Regions from separate parts of the Homo sapiens genome. Here region 1 is linked to region 2. A link is an interaction called in ENCODE POLR2A ChIA-PET data of the cell type or tissue named here. Cell type or tissue: B cell. All regions are shown on one strand. Links, peaks and the distances in the headings refer to the core of each region. The heading gives the core; the rest is flanking DNA.

Region 1 (7,500 bases), core at 4,148-6,647, 190 kb before region 2:
AGTGGCGCGATCCGGCTCACTGCAAGCTCCGCCTCCTGGGTTCAAGCAATTCTCCTGCCTCAGCCTCCAGAGTAGCTGGGACAACAGGCGCCTGCCATCACACCCGGCTAGTTTTTTGTATTTTTAGTGGAGACGGGGTTTCACCGTGTTAGCCAGGATGGTCTGGATCTCCTGACCTCGTCATCCGCCTGCCTCGGCCTCCTAAAGTGGTGGGATTACAGGTGTGAGCCACCGCGCCCGGCCCTGCTCCCCTTTATCTAATTAACTTGTGCTCCTCCTTTAGCACCTTGATCTCCTTGTATGGTCAAAACACACTATTATGTCATCTTACAGTGTTGTTCCCTTTGAAGTAGTGATGACAGTTATAACTCATAATTATGATTTACGTAATTGACTCATTGTCCTGTCTCCTCCAGTAGATGTAAGCCCCTTGAGGGCAGGGACCAAGTCTGGTTTAGTTCACTTTCCTGTCCCGAGTATGAGCATGCTGCTTGCTTATGGTAGGTACTCAGTAAATAATCATTTCATCCACAGTCCTCAACCTTTTTGGCTTCAGGAACCAGTTTCATGGAAGACAATTTTTACACAGACCTGGGATGGGGGGGATGGTTTTGGGATGATTCAAGAGCATTACAGGCCGGGTGCGGTGGCTCATGCCTGTAATCCCAGCACTTTGGGAGGCTGAGACAGGCAGATCACGAGGTCAGGAGTTTGAGACCAGCCTGACCAACATGGTGAAACCCCATCTCTACTAAAAATACAAAAATTAGCCAGGCATGGTGGCGTGCACCTGTAATCCCAGCTACTTGAGAGGCCGAGGCAGGAGAATCACTTGAACCCAGGAGGCGGAGTTTGCACTGAGCCAAGATTGTGCCATTGCATTCCAGCCTGGGCAACAAGAGTGAAACTCTGTCTCAAAAAAAAAAAAAAAAGCATTACATTCATTGTGCACTTTATTTCTACTGTTATTACATTGTAACATATAATAAAATAATTCTACAACTCACCATAATGTAGAATCAGTGGGAGCCCTGAGCTTGTTTTCCTGGAACTAGACAGTCTATCTGGGAGTGCTGAGAGACAGTGACAGATCATCAGGCATTAGATTCTCATAAGGAGCACACAACCTAGGTCTCTTGCATGCACAGTTCATAATAGGGTTTGCACTCCTATGAGAATCTAATGTTGAAGCTCATCTGACAGAAGGCAGAGCTCAGGCAGTCATGTGAGGAATGGGGAGTGGCTGTAAATACAGACAAGCTTCTCTCACTCACCTGCCACTCACTTCCTGCTGTGTGGCCTGGTTCCTAACAGGCCACAGACCTACACCCATCCATGGCCCTGGGGTTGGGGACCCCTGATTGTATGACTGAGGGTTATACTAAAAAGTCTGTCAGATGCTAAAGTCAGCATTTTTTTTTTTTTTTTTTTTTGAGATGGAGTCTTGCTCTGTCACCCAGGCTGGAGTGAAGTGGTGTGATCTCGGCTCACTGCAAGCCCCGCCTCCCAGGTTCACGCCATTCTCCTGCCTCAGCCTCCCTGGTAGCTGGGACTACAGGAGCCCGCCACCACGCCAGGCTAATTTTTAGTAGAGACGGAGTTTCACCATGTTAGCCAGAATGGTCTCGATCTCCTGACCTCGTGATCCACCTGCCTCGGCTTCCCAAAGTGCTGGGATTATAGGCGTAAGCCACCACGCCCGACCTTTTTTTTTTTTTTCTTGAGATGGAGTCTCGCTCTGTCGCCCAGGCTGGAGTGCAGTGGCGTGATCTCGGCTCACTGCAAGCTCCGCCTCCTGGGTTCACGCCATTCTCCTGCCTCTGTCTCCCAAGTAGCTGGGACTGTAGGTGCCCGCCACCATGCCCGGCTAATTTTTTGTATTTTTTAGTAGAAACGGGGTTTCACCATGTTAGCCAGATGGTCTCGATCTCCTGACCTCATGATCTGCCTGCCTCGGCCTCCCAAAGTGCTGGGATTACAGGTGTGAGCCACTGCGCCTGGCCTAAAGTCAGCGTTGTTTTTATATGCTCAAATATATTAACTTTTTTGTTATTTTAATTTTTCTTTTTTTCATATCGCCTCTTCTGAGAAGCATCAAATATGTTAACTTTATTTATTTATTTTGAGACAGGGTCTTACTCTGTCTTTCAGGCTGGAATGCAGTGGCATGATCTCAGCTCACTGCAACCTCCACCTCCCAGGTTCAAGCGATTCTCCTGCCTCAGCCTCCCTAGTAGCTGGGATTACAGGGGCCTGCCACCATGCCCAGCTAATTTTTGTATTTTAGTAGAGATGGCGTTTCACCACGTTGGCCAGGCTGGTCTCGAACTCTTGACCTCATGATTCGCCTGCCTCGGCCTCCCAAAGTGCTGGGATTACAGGCGTGACCCACCACGCCCAGCCCAAATATGTTAACTTTAAACAGGGCATTTGAATCTTGACTGCCAGAATGTGTGCTCCATGAGGGCAGAAGGTTTCTTACTCTTCCACTCTTCTGCCCTGCCCCCAGCACATCATATTGCTTGCCACAGGGTAGATATTTAAGGAAGCTAGTTTTCTTCCCTCTCCTTTTATCCTCCCCAAGTAATGGCAGTAAAAACTTACCATGTTTCAGAGAATACCTAAAATGGTATGAAATATTCAGAAGGGGCTGGGAGTGGTGGTTCACGCCTGTAATCCCAGCACTTTGAGAGGCCAAGGTGGGTGGATCACCTGAGGTCAGGAGTTCGAGACCAGCCTGGCCAAAATGGTGAAACCCCATCTCTACTAAAAATACAAAAATTAGGCAGTTGTGGGTGGCAGGTACCTGTAGTCGCAGCTACACGGGAGGCTTGAATCCAGGATGTCAAGGCTGCAGTGAGTGAGCCAAGATCGCGCCACTGCACTCCAGTCTGGACGACAGAGCAAGACGCTGTCTCAAAACAAACAAACAAACAAACAAAAAACCATGGTAAGTCTAAAAGGAATCACAGTTAATCCATAATTTGCCTAGTGGAGAAAGCAGTAGAAGCAAATCATTCCAGTTCACTATTGTGAGTCCTGTGATAGATGAATGCAGAACCTTGGGCTTTGCAGAGGAGGCATGGTGCTAATGGCTTGGAATTATTTGAGAAGGTTTCCACAGATATGTCACCTGGGCGTAGTCCAACAGAGGGAACCACATCTGGAAAGGCATAGAGGTAGGAAGAGCATTGTGTGGTCAGGGAGCAGGAAGAAGTTCTGCGGGTCTGGCATGTAAGATGCATGTCTGTGGAGAAGATGGAGCAAAGGCCTGAACCGGAGGAGAGGGAAGGAGAGTATGGTGAAAGGGCATTTGAGTTCATGTTCCCACCAAACTCAACGTTTTCTCTGTCCTTCCGTTATGTATGAGCTTCTAGAGGGCAGGATCTAAGTCTTTTGCTGTATTATAACGAGGCCTATCACACTAGACTCTGGACATAGAGGGCCCACAGATGGAAGTAATGGGTTCCTGGCCAACAAGCAAGGACCCAGGAGAGCTGTTAGACCAGAGTGTTGCAGAGCCAAGGAGGAAGAGTAGGGTTGGGGCCAGTTTTCTGAGAGGGAGCAGAAAGCTTCAGGTTGATCAGGAGCCTCGCGCTGAGGAGATGGACCCCTTATTCTAGAATCACAGCATCGGAAAGCTGGAGAGAGCCTTAGGGTCACCTAATCCAAATCTCTTTTAGAGTTGGGACTCAGAGAAGCAAAGAGATCTGATTTCATTTCTCGTTTGGGAACTGACTTGCTGAGTGGTCTGGAGTAGTCTGGAGCCCTGGCCTTTTCCGCATTCTAGTTTCCTTATTTTTAAAACTAGAACAATTTTCATCATGGGGGAGGGGCAGAGGGAGAGTCAGGCATCAGACATTGGAAGAACAAGTCCATATACCTTGAAATCCTCATTTAAGAATAGGCTTCTCAGACGGAACCCTTTCATTCCCCATGCAGGCATGGGACATGTGCTTTGCCATCAACCCTGTGTAGCTGGGGAACATGGTTGGGCTTTTCTTCTTGTGTTTTCTGAGCTGGCTCTATGCTGTTTATGATTTCCAGGAGGCTGATTAAACAAACGACAAGATTGGAGTGGGAAATGAGAGGCTCTTAAAAGTGGAAGCTTTTTGTTTGTCCATTTACAAGAAATTGGACAATGAATCACTTCAGGAAGATGGAGGTCATCAACCTCACCACCCTACCTATGATACCAGTGGATGAGCACCTGGCTGTCTCGCTTGTCGCACGGAATACAATGGTGAAGACTGTGAGGAAGGAGTTAGAGAACAATCCACCCTGTATCCTTCTGGTGATGTCACCTACAATCAGACCAAATACACCTAACTTGAGTCATGCCACAGAGATCTAATCAGTGCTCAGGTCTATAATGCACATTACTTATTAGCTTGTCCCTTATACATTCATTTTTTCTTTTCTTTTCTTTCTTTTTTTTTTTTGAGATGGAGTTTCACACTGTTACCCAGGCTGGAGTGCAGTGGCACAGTCCCAGCTCACTGCAACCTCTACCTCCCAGGTTCGAGCAGTTCTCCTGCCTCAGCCTCCTGAGTAGCTGAAATTACAGGTGCCTGCCACCACACCTGGCTAATATTTTATATTTTTAGTAGAGATGGGGTTTCACCATGTTGGCCAGGCTGGTCTTGAACCCCGGACCTCAAGTGATCCACCTGCCTCGGCCTCCCTAAGTGCTGGGATTACAGTCATGAGCCACCTCGCCCAGCCATATTCCTTTTTTTTTTTTGAGACAGAGTCTCACTCTGTTGCCCAGGCTGGAGTGCGGTGGTGCAGTCTCAGTTCACTGCAACCTCCACTTCCCAAGTTCAAGTGATTCTCCTGCCTCAGCCTCCCGAGTAGCTGGGATTACAGGCGCCTGTCACCATGTCCAGCTAATTTTTTGTATTTTTAGTAGAGATGGGGTTTCACCATGTTGGCCAGGCTGGTCTTGAACTCCTGACCTCAGGTGATCTGCCCGCCTTGACCTCCCAAAGTGCTGGGATTACAGGCATGAGCCACCGCATCTGGCCAGATACATTTTTTCAATTACTTAAACTCTACCCATCCTCTAAAAGAATTTGAGACTGTGAAGGACTGTTTGACTCCAGTATTTTTTACTAACATAATCAGAAAGAGCCCCAAAGGAAGAAGCTCTGGAAGTATTTGTGGAAAGAATGGGGAAGAATATTTTAAAAGCTAATTTTAAAAAGTGGTTGCCATCTTTCCCTTCTATCTCCCAAAGAATTATAGATGTTATTGATAGCAACTAAGAAATTGTGGTGCAACCCTCCACCCTCAGACAGATGAGCATGAAACCCAGCTTTTTCTTTTTTTTTTTTTTGAGACAGAGTCTCACTCTGTTGCTCAGGCTGGAGTGCAGTGGCATAGACTCGGCTCACTGCAACCTCTGCCTCCCAGGTTCAAGGGATTCTTCTGCCTCAGCCCCCAAGTAGCCGAGATTACAGGCACCCACCACCACGTCTGGCTAATTTTTGTATTTTTAGTAGAGACGGGGTTTCACCATGTTTGTCAGGCTGGTCTCGACCTCCTGACCTCAGGTGGTCCACCCACCTCAGCCTCCCAAAGTGCTGGGATTACAGGCGTGAGCCACCGCACCCAACCTTTAGCCCATTTTTAAATCAGGTTGTGTATTTTCTTACTGTCGAGTTTTTAAGAGTTCTTTAAATATTTTGTTTGTTTGTTTCTGAGACAGAGTCTCACTCTGTCGCCCGGGCTGGAGTGCAGTGGCATGATCTCGGCTCACTGCAACCTCCACCTCCCGGGTTCAAGCAGTTCTCCTGCCTCAGCCTCCCAGGTAGCTGGGATTACAGGCATGTGCCACCACGTCTGGCTAATTTTGTATTTTTAGAAGAGACAGGGTTTCTCCATGTTGGTCAGGTTGGTCTCGAACTCCTGACCTCAGGTGATCCGCCTGCCTCAGCCTCCCAAAGTGCTTGGGATTACAGGCATGAGCCACTGCACCCAGCCTTTTTTTTTTTTTTTTTTTAATCAAGTTGACCTTGCCTCTTCTCACCTGCCAGCCCTTCTCCCTGGCCCCAAATCTGCTCCTTCTGGCATCGTCCAGGCTCTACCAGCATCTTACTGCCCTGGCCCTGTCTTCGTTCATCCTCTTCTCACTTCTGACCCTGAGTTGTATTCCAGGGTCACAGAACTCCATCTCTGGAGGACCTTACAGCTCGTCCAGTAAATAACCCTCTCGGACTATAAATAACCCCAGGTCTTTCCATCTCCTGTGGAGCTCATTTACCTTCAAGCCATCCTGCCAGCTCAGCTGCATGTACCACTCTGCCCCCCTCACCTTCCTTGCCTCTCAGAAGCCCTTCTTAAGATGAGGCAAAGTGTGATCCCATCAGAATTTGCTTCAGGGTCTCACTTTGCAGGGCTGCTTTCTAATGTCCCCTCTTTCTTCTTAATCCCACACCTAAGAAGTCCATTTTACCTGCTGTGATTTGTCATGTCCCTTCTTGGTATCTTCCTTTTTCAAGTATCCTCCAATTTGTAAGAACACTTGAGGGTAATGAAAGTAAGAGTGAACCTTGCTTTATGTGAAGGGAGTGAGGGGTGATAGGATTATGGGGGTTTTACAAAGGATATATCCTAGATCAATTGAGGCTAAGACAGAAAGAAATATAAAAGCTGAGAGGGTAGGAAGAGGGGCCATAGAACTGAACAGATTTTAAGTGATAAACAAGGTTGAGATACCCTTTGACGCCGTCATCTGTCCCCTGAAAATCTCTCATAAAGAAATACTCTAAAATATGGAAACAGCTCTCTGTGACATCACACATGCATCACAGCATTATTTATTTTTCTTTTTTTTGTTGTTTCGTTGTTTTGTTTTTTTTTGTCACTCAGGCTGGAGTGCAGTGGCGCAATCTCAGCTCACTGCAACGTCCGCCTCCTGGGTTCAAGAGATTCTCCTGCCTCAGCGCTCAAGTAGCTGGGACTATAGGCGTCTGCCACCATGCCCTGCTAATTTTTGTATTTTTAGTAGAGACGGGATTTCACCATGTTGGCCAGGCTAGTCTCGAACTCCTGACCTCAAGTGATCCACCTGCCTCAGCCTCCCAAAGGGCTGAGATTACAGGCGTGAGCCACCGTGCCTGGCACACAGCATTGTTTTGTTTTATTTTATTTATTTTTGAGATGGAGTCTCGCACCATCGCACGGGCTGGAGTGCCGTGGCACGATCTTGGCTCACTGCAACTTCCACCTCCTGGTTCAAGCGATTCTCCTGCCTGAGCCTCCCAAGTAGCTGGGATTACAGGCACCCGCCACCACGCCCAGCTAATTTTTTGTATTTTTAGTAGAGACGGGGTTTCACTATGCTGGCCAGGCTGGTCTCAAACTCCTAACATCGTGATCTGCCCGCCTCAGCCTCCCAAAGTGCTGGGATTACAGGAGTGAGCCACCGTGCCCAGCCAGCATTATTTATAATTGCCAAAAAGTATAAATAACTTAAAATTTCAATATCCAAGGAAC
Region 2 (7,522 bases), core at 3,554-6,053:
GAGGCAGGGAGGCTAAATAACTTGCTTGAGGTCACACAGACACCAAGCAGTCCTGTAGCCCAGATTCCAACACACGGTCTACCATGAAATCATTCCCTTACACTGTGGGTTGCCATGGCAGGTGATGAGCACCCTGTCGCGAGAGGTGGGTGAGCGGCCGGTGGACGCTCATTTGTCAGAGACTCAGCAGCAGGCCCTCCTGCCCTGGCAGGGAGGTGGTGACCCCAATAGCCGTCAAGTACTGAGCATCTGGGTGCCAGGCATGGGTCAGGCCTGTTACTCAGGTTCTTTCCATCAACAGGCACGTGGTTCAGCGGCCTTCAGAGCCTCGCTTTGCAGGGGATGAACCTCGAGGTCCAGGGAGGTGAGGTGCCTAGACCAGGTCCCTCTGGGAGGAGGAGCCAGGCGCTCATCCCTGAGCTGCGGCAGGTTCCGAATGGCCCTTCTGTTCCCCGCTCCCCTCCAACCCTGCCCAGATGCCTCCTCCTCAGCCGGTGCCCAGAGAAGGCGGAGGCTATTTAAATCCCTCAGGTGTGGCTGCGGTTGTCTCTGCCCAACCAGCTGGCATTTCCTTCTCAGCGCCCACCTCCTCCCCAAGCCAGAGAAAAGCACGTGCAAGTGCCATTTGGTGAAAACATCTGTCCTCCTGGGAAGCAGCCCCCACTGTGTGTGTTGGGGGGGACGTGGGGCTGGAATGAGGCTGGATCCTCCCCTTCCCTTTATTTCCTCAAGACCACAGGGAAACTGGCCAAGGCCAGGGAGAGTCTGAGGAGGGACCGTGGTGCTGGAGGGGAAGGAACCCAAGCTGAATGGCTCCAGGGGCTAGACCTTGTCCCAGGCCTGCCACTGTGGCCTTGAGCCTGCCACGTCCCCTCTCTGGGCCTCAGCTTTCTCATCTGATAAATGGGAAAAATAAAGACAGATGTAGGCCAGTCACGGTGGTTCACACCTGTAATCCCAGCACTTTGGGAGGCAGAGGCAGGGGGATCACTTGAGGCCAGGAGTACAAGACCAGTCAAGGCAACACAGCAAGACTTGTCTCTACAAAAAATTAAGAAAACAGAAAATAAAAAAAAGATTAGCCGGGCATGGTGACAAACCTGTGGCTCCAGCTACTTGAGACGCTGAAGCAGGAGGATCGCTTGAGCCCAGGAGTTGAACGCGGCAGTGAGCTATGATTACATCACTGTATTCCAAACTAAGTGACAGAGTGAGACCTTGTCTCAAAAAGAAAAAACTAAAAAGAGGCCAGGCGCAGTGGCTCATGCCTGTAACCTCAGCACTTTGGGAGGCCAGGTGGGCAAATCTCTTGAGCCCAGGAGTTTGAGACAAACCTGGGCGACCTGGTGAAACTCTATTGCTACAAAAAAAAAAAAAAAAAAAAGACAAAAATTATGGCCAGGCACAGTGGCTCACGCCTGTAATCTCAGCACTTTGGGAGGCTGAGGTGGGCGGATCACCTGAGGTCAGGAGTTCGAGACCAGCCTGACCAATATGGTGAAACCCCGTCTCTACTAAAAATACAAAGATTAGCCGGATTAGTGGCGAGCGCCTGTAATCCAAGCTACTTGGGAGGCTGAGGCAGGAGAATCGCTTGAACCCAGGAGGCAGAGGTTGCAGTGAGCCAACACCAGGCCACTGCACTCCAGCCTGGGTGACAGAGTGAGACTCCGTCTCAAAAAAAAAAAAAAAAAAAACACACACACAAATTAGCCAGGCGTGGTAGCACGTGCCTATAGTTACAGCTTCTTGAGAGGCTGAGTTGGGAGGATCACCTGAGCCTGGGAGGTCAAGGTTGCAGTGAACTGAGATTGCGCTACTCTACTTGAAACTGGGCGTGGGTGACAGTGAGACCCTGTCTCAAAAAGAAATGAAGTATTGCAGGTGCTTAGCCATTGCTCTTTGCATCCAGTTTTCCTGATGTCCCTATGAAATGGATACTATGTCCTTATTTTACAGATGAGGAAATCGGGGCTCAAATTTGTCTCTTGCTCCCCAAGGTCAGTCACATGGCTCTCCTCTCCCCAAAGTCCTAAGGCTCTGTCCACAGTAATTAGCCCCACCTCTTTTGTGCCCACTAGGCTCCCAGGTGGAGACTTTCAAAGCTCCCCATGGAGAAAAGGGGAAACCCTTTACTCACGGAAAACATTTGGCTCTAGCCCCTGCCAGCACTCTGGCCACCTGCATGGTCATTCACGATCTGTCCCTGCTGCTGGGTGGATTCCAGCAAGTCCCTCACGTCTCTGAGCCTCAATTTCCCAACACTCAAAAATGTGCCTGCTGCAGGGGAAAGCAAAGAGGGAAATTTCCTTTAGCTCAAAGGGCAAGGACTGTTTTCTTCTCACTTAACAAAGCAAATTCTACGTTCAAAGTCAGATTTATGGAAGAGAGAATGGGGGACTTGCTCAATTATTTTTTAAAAATAGGTATATATAATCTCTCTCGCTCGCTCTCTTTTTCTGGTCCTAGCCCTTTCTTATATTTCACCACTGTTTGGAATATCCTGCAAACTGCCTCCAATTCTGTGTGGAAGGAAATAGGGGTGTAAAGTGAAAATCACTCCACTTAATTGGCTGTCTCTCACCGGGCAGGGGCCTGGAAGGAAAGCTATGTCCCGGGCTTCCGGGGCTCCCTAGAGCTTCCTCTAGGCCGCCAAGTCTTCCTCTGGCCTAGGCGAGTGGACGCTCCCCCGTGGAAGGAATGACCTCTTCCCAGGCAGCCCCTGAGGTCCCGCCCGCCCGGAGGCGCGGACGAGTCCATTTCCTAACCGAGTGCGGGGTGGGCCCAGCCTTCCTCTCCCTGCGGTTCCACCCCAGGTGTTCGGGAAGCTCTTTCCCCAGCTCAATATATTTTGAGTGACAGGAGGCAGGGGCAGCGGGCCGCATTTTACTGACACACCAAGGTTATAAACACCAAGGTTCAAAACCTCTCTTCCCGTTTTAGTTACAAACACATTTACTGAAGACCAGCTGGGCACCAGGCGCCTTGAGGGTTGAACTTAGGTGCAGCCTCCAGGGGCCTTTCTGGTGCTGTGGGAGGTGGGTGCCTGTGCACGGACTGGACCGCACAGAGGAAAAATGGCAATCACTGTCTGTTGGAGGGAGTCCCTGGGAGGACTGCTCTTAAAGAAGGCTTTAGGGCAAATGATGCTCTAGTGGGCTTTGGAGGGTGTGTAGGAGCTTGCCTCGGAGACAAAACCTTGGGGAAGAGAAGAGAGTCCCCAGTAGAAGGTACTAATTGCACAAAGGCGAGGAGATAAGACGTGGCCTGCCCCCCCGCCCCTCAGTGCCTTTTACTTGTACCATTCATTATTATTTATTATTATTATTATTTTCAGACGGAGTCTCACTCTCTCACCCAGGCTGGAGTGCAGTGGTGCGATCTCAGTTTACTGCAACCTCCACCTCCCGGGTTCAAGCGATTCTCCTGCCTCAGCCTCCGGAGTAGCTGGGATTACAGGCGCCTGCCACCACGCCCGGCTAATTTTTGGATTTTTAGTAGAGACAGGGTTTCACCATGTTGGTCAGGCGGGTCTCTTAAGTCCTTACATCAGGTGATCCACCTGCCTCGGCCTCCCAAAGTGCTGGGATTACAGGCGTGAGCCACCGCGCCCGGCCTGTAGAGGCCAAGGAAGGGAAGAAGGAAAAGATGAGCATTAAGGTTAGACAGATGAGTTAGGCCCTCAAACTCCACCACCTAAGAGCTATCTGAATTTAGACTAGCTAATCTCTCCAAGTTATAGTGTTCACATCATTAACCTGGGTATAAACCAAGTACCGACCTCATACAATAGTTATCCGGGTTAAAGTTAGCTAAATATCTAAAGCGATTTGCAAGATATAAACCACGCAATGCACGTCACCTCAGCTCCTTGCTTCCCTTCACAGGCAACTGAGGCCCAAAGAGGGTCTGCCAGAGCAGAGAGGGGCAAAAACAGACAACTCCAGGGTTTCAGATGGTGACCTCTCCCTCACTGGTTTATTCCTGAAGATGTGAGACTTCTAGGGCCTGGAAGTCTTCTGTGTCTTGATCATGGTGGTGGTAACACGAGTTTTATGAGTATGTCTGAAAAATTAATCGAGCTGTACCTTTTTTTTTCTTTTTAAGAGACAGGGTCTCGCCTTGTTGCTCAGGCTGGAGGAGGAGTGCAGTGACAGGAATGATAGCTCACTGCAGCCTCGAACTCCTGGGCTCAAGCCATTCTCCCGGCTCGGCCTCCCGAGTAGCTGGGACTACAGGTGCACGCCATTACACTGTTATTTTTTTCTAAAAGACAGGGTCTCGCTATGTTGCCCAGGCTGGTCTCGAACTCCTGGGCTCAAGTGAGCCTCCCGCCTCGGCCTCCCAAAGTGCTGGATTACAGGCGTGCGCCACCGCGCCCCGCAGAGCTGTACTTTTAAGATGTTCGCTGTACTATTTGTAAGTTACACCTCAATTAAAAAGAAAAGCATAATAACCCGGGCCGCGACGCCCCCACCCCTCGCCGCTGGCGACAGGTGTCTCTCGGTGACCAAAACGCGGCTCTCAGCGCGCGGAGTCGTGCGCCTCGCGGAGGCCCTGGCGAGGTTCCTACGGCAACCGCAAGCCGCTCGCAGCGTCTCCAGAGTGACGAGGCGCGAACGAAGACCCGGAGCCCGGATTCAGGAGTCACAGAGCGAGGCTGGAGAGAGACCGCGGCTGGCCAAACGAGGAGGGGAGAGGCTGGGCCACCCTTCGTCCTTGCGCTGGCATTCCGAGGACTTCCGGCAAACACCACTCCCCAGCCCTGACGGTGGCCACAAGCCGCTGCTTGAAAACACCCCTGGGGATTCATTCTCAGCTTTCCAGGTGGGAAGATGGAGGGCCTGGCTGCCCCCCCAGTAACTCGGGGCTCATCAGGGGCAGAGCTAGGCCCTGCACCCGGTGGCCTCCTTCCAAGTTCGTGCAGTGCAGCCAAGTGCCAGGCACTGGGGCTGGGTGCTGGCACCCCCTTGGGTTATGGGTCCAGCTCTGCTAGTAACTTACTGTGTGGTCGTGGAGTTCTCTCTCCTCTCTGAGACTCAGACATGGGGACACCTCCACCAGTATCTCAGAGTAGCTGTTACCAAGCGTGTGAAATAATGGAGTGTGAAAGCGGCTCACCAACTGGAACGTGCCTTGCGCATGCCACAGACCATCACAGTTGCCACCCAATTGCCATCTTGTCCTCTTTATCGCCCCAGCCCCTGGGGCTCAGAAATCTCTGTGCCCAGAAGTTTCAAGTCTGCGGGTGAGAGTCTACTCCACTTTCCCCTTCGAGAAGTGGGTCCAGGGCAGCTCTCCTGAGCACCAGTCATCATCTAGTCCCCAGACTTAAAGGGGTTCAGAGAGACACAACCCTTCATCCACCTGCCTGCCACCTCCTCCTTACCCTCTGCCCTGTGGTTGTAGAAGTTCCCCACTAAGTAAGGATTTCTGGAAACCCTAAGACACAGCACCCCAGACAGAGTCTACTGGGTAACACAACTGATTGCCCTTTAGATGCCACAGGCTGGGCATGTGTTTGGACAGTTGTGTGTATCTGTGAATATGTGTGTCCATGTGCTGTGAGGGTATATGTACACTGGTGTGTGTGTGTGTCCGTGTGCCTGGCATGCATATATTGGTGTACGTGTGTATTTGGGATGGGTGTGTGAATATGTGGATATAAAAGCATGTCTTTGCGGCTCCATGGTGTGTGTGTGCAGGTGGATGTTGTGTAGTTGTGGCAGACGTTTACCCGTGCATCTGATGCAGCTTTGCTGATGTGTGTGTACCCCTCGGTGGGCATGCGTGGGACTGTATTTGTGGTGTGTACAGTGGATGTGGAGAACTGTGATAACCTGTAATTGTGTATGTGTGGGAGTGTGCTGGGGGGTCTTGGGTGCGGGGGTTCTGCTCCCCCCTCTCCTATCACCTGAGTGACCTTCTTCCCTAGCTGAGGACTGTGACTGAGATCACAGGCATGCATGGGACAGCTCCTGCCCTTCCACAGACCTGTGGCTGCCCAGGTCTTGGGCCAGGGTGGGCACCAGGGGCCAGGGTGGGTGGGTGAGCCTAGGGCGAACACTCATGTGCCACCCCCTCCCTGCCTGGTCTCCTCCCCTCCCCACAGCAGGAGCAGCAGCGGGAAAGGTTGGCGGAGGGGGGCTATTTTGGGAGCGTCTCCTTAGCAACAGCTGCCACGGCCGTCTGTGGCGGTTTTTCTATAGGTGCTAAAATATTCCACCCTGGTGACTACTGAGTGCTGGGGGGTGGGCGAGGGTGGAGGTGGAGGGCAGGAGAGACCCCTACAGTCCTCTGTCCCCAGGGCACAGCCTGCTGGGATGGGTTCTGGGCCTCTGGCCCCCCAGTGTCCCTTTAATCACCTCTGGACCTCACCCCCTGGAAGCTCCTGGGACTTTAGAGCTCCGAGGCAGGCCAGCTGTGTCCTGATCTGATTTCTAATCTAAGTATCTGGGCTACCTCAGTTTGCCTCATCTGCAGAATGGGCTGGCTGGACCTTTTTTTTTTTTTTTTTTTTTTTTTTTGAGATGGAGTCTTGCTCTGTAGCCCAGGCTGGAGTGCAGTGGCGCGATCTCAGCTCACTGCAACCTCTGCCTCCCGGGTTCAAGTGATTCTCCTGCCTTCGCCTCCCGAGTAGCTTGGATTACAGATGCGCACCACAGTGCCTGGCTAATTTTTGTATTTTTAGTAGAGTCGAGGTTTCACCATGTTAGCCAGGCTGGCCTCAAACACCTGACCTCAAGTGATCTGCCCGCCTCGGCCTCACAAAGTGCTGGGATTACAGGCGTGAGCCACCGCGCCCGGCCCTGGCTGAACTTTAAGACACTCTCTAGGACAAAAACCTCTGGCCTCTGTGACTCTAGCATTTTGAAGTGGCCTTTTCCGTCTCCTCCCCAGCTGTCCACCTGCCTGGCCCAAGTTGCCCTCCCTTCCACTCCTCTCAGCCCTCTACACAGGCTCTCAGGGCCCCTGTAGGACCCAGGAGGTGTGAGCAGGACCCCACAGTAAATCGGTTAGTGAGTGCTCTGCTAGCCTGGAATGACCTTTCCCCAGAAAGTGGAAGTTGAGCCTGGTTCAAATCCTGGCCCAGACAGTTGCTTACTGCCTGACCCCAGACAAGCCACTTCCCCTCTCTGTGTGTCAGTTCAGAGTCCTCACCTGTGAGGTAAAGACAGGCATAGCCCGTACCCCACGGAGATCTTGTGAGGATCAAAGGAGAGAATGGAGAATGGAGATGGCCAGGACGTTTTACCAAAGTGTATGGTGGACAGAGGTTTTACAAGCATTCTCCTCCAAACTTCAGAGCGAACCTCCTTCCTCCAGACCATTGTTCCTGGCCACACCGGCCCTGCCACTCATGGCATTACTGCCCGTGCCTCAGTTTCCCCATTGGTAACAGGTGCCTGGAGAATTCTTGCAAGAATCAAAGGAGACAATCCCTGCGAAGGTCTGGATAGTGCTGAGCTAGGGGTACGAGTGCAGGGGAAGCAGGTTGTCCTCATTCCGTCTGGTGGGGGGG

The links. ChIA-PET counts read pairs that join two places held together with the same protein. Peaks named below come from ENCODE experiments on the same cell type or tissue, not always from the same donor. Only the 100,000 strongest peaks of a DNase experiment are listed, where the experiment ranks them.
Region 1: POLR2A ChIA-PET joins it to region 2 with 5 read pairs; 3 of 35 experiments call an interaction of 5 or more read pairs at or near these places.

What each region holds. Positions count from the first base shown.
Region 1 is chr22:38,646,810-38,654,309 of GRCh38, reverse strand. It overlaps FAM227A (family with sequence similarity 227 member A), which reads left to right. Exons shown (of 17, transcript NM_001013647.2): 2 at 4,048-4,283. The coding sequence starts at 4,142. Among named protein-coding and RNA genes, the nearest start is that of FAM227A, 5.8 kb to the left of the region's middle. In B cell, for the core only: no CTCF peak of the experiment used is centred there; no DNase peak of the experiment used is centred there.
Region 2 is chr22:38,458,792-38,466,313 of GRCh38, reverse strand. It overlaps LOC124905116 (a long non-coding RNA gene), which reads left to right and starts at 4,646. Exons shown (of 2, transcript XR_007068096.1): 1 at 4,646-4,827. RefSeq lists enhancers at 409-910, 2,337-2,836, 4,407-4,907. In B cell, for the core only: no CTCF peak of the experiment used is centred there; a DNase peak (open chromatin) is centred at 4,653; H3K27me3 peaks cover 2,132 bases.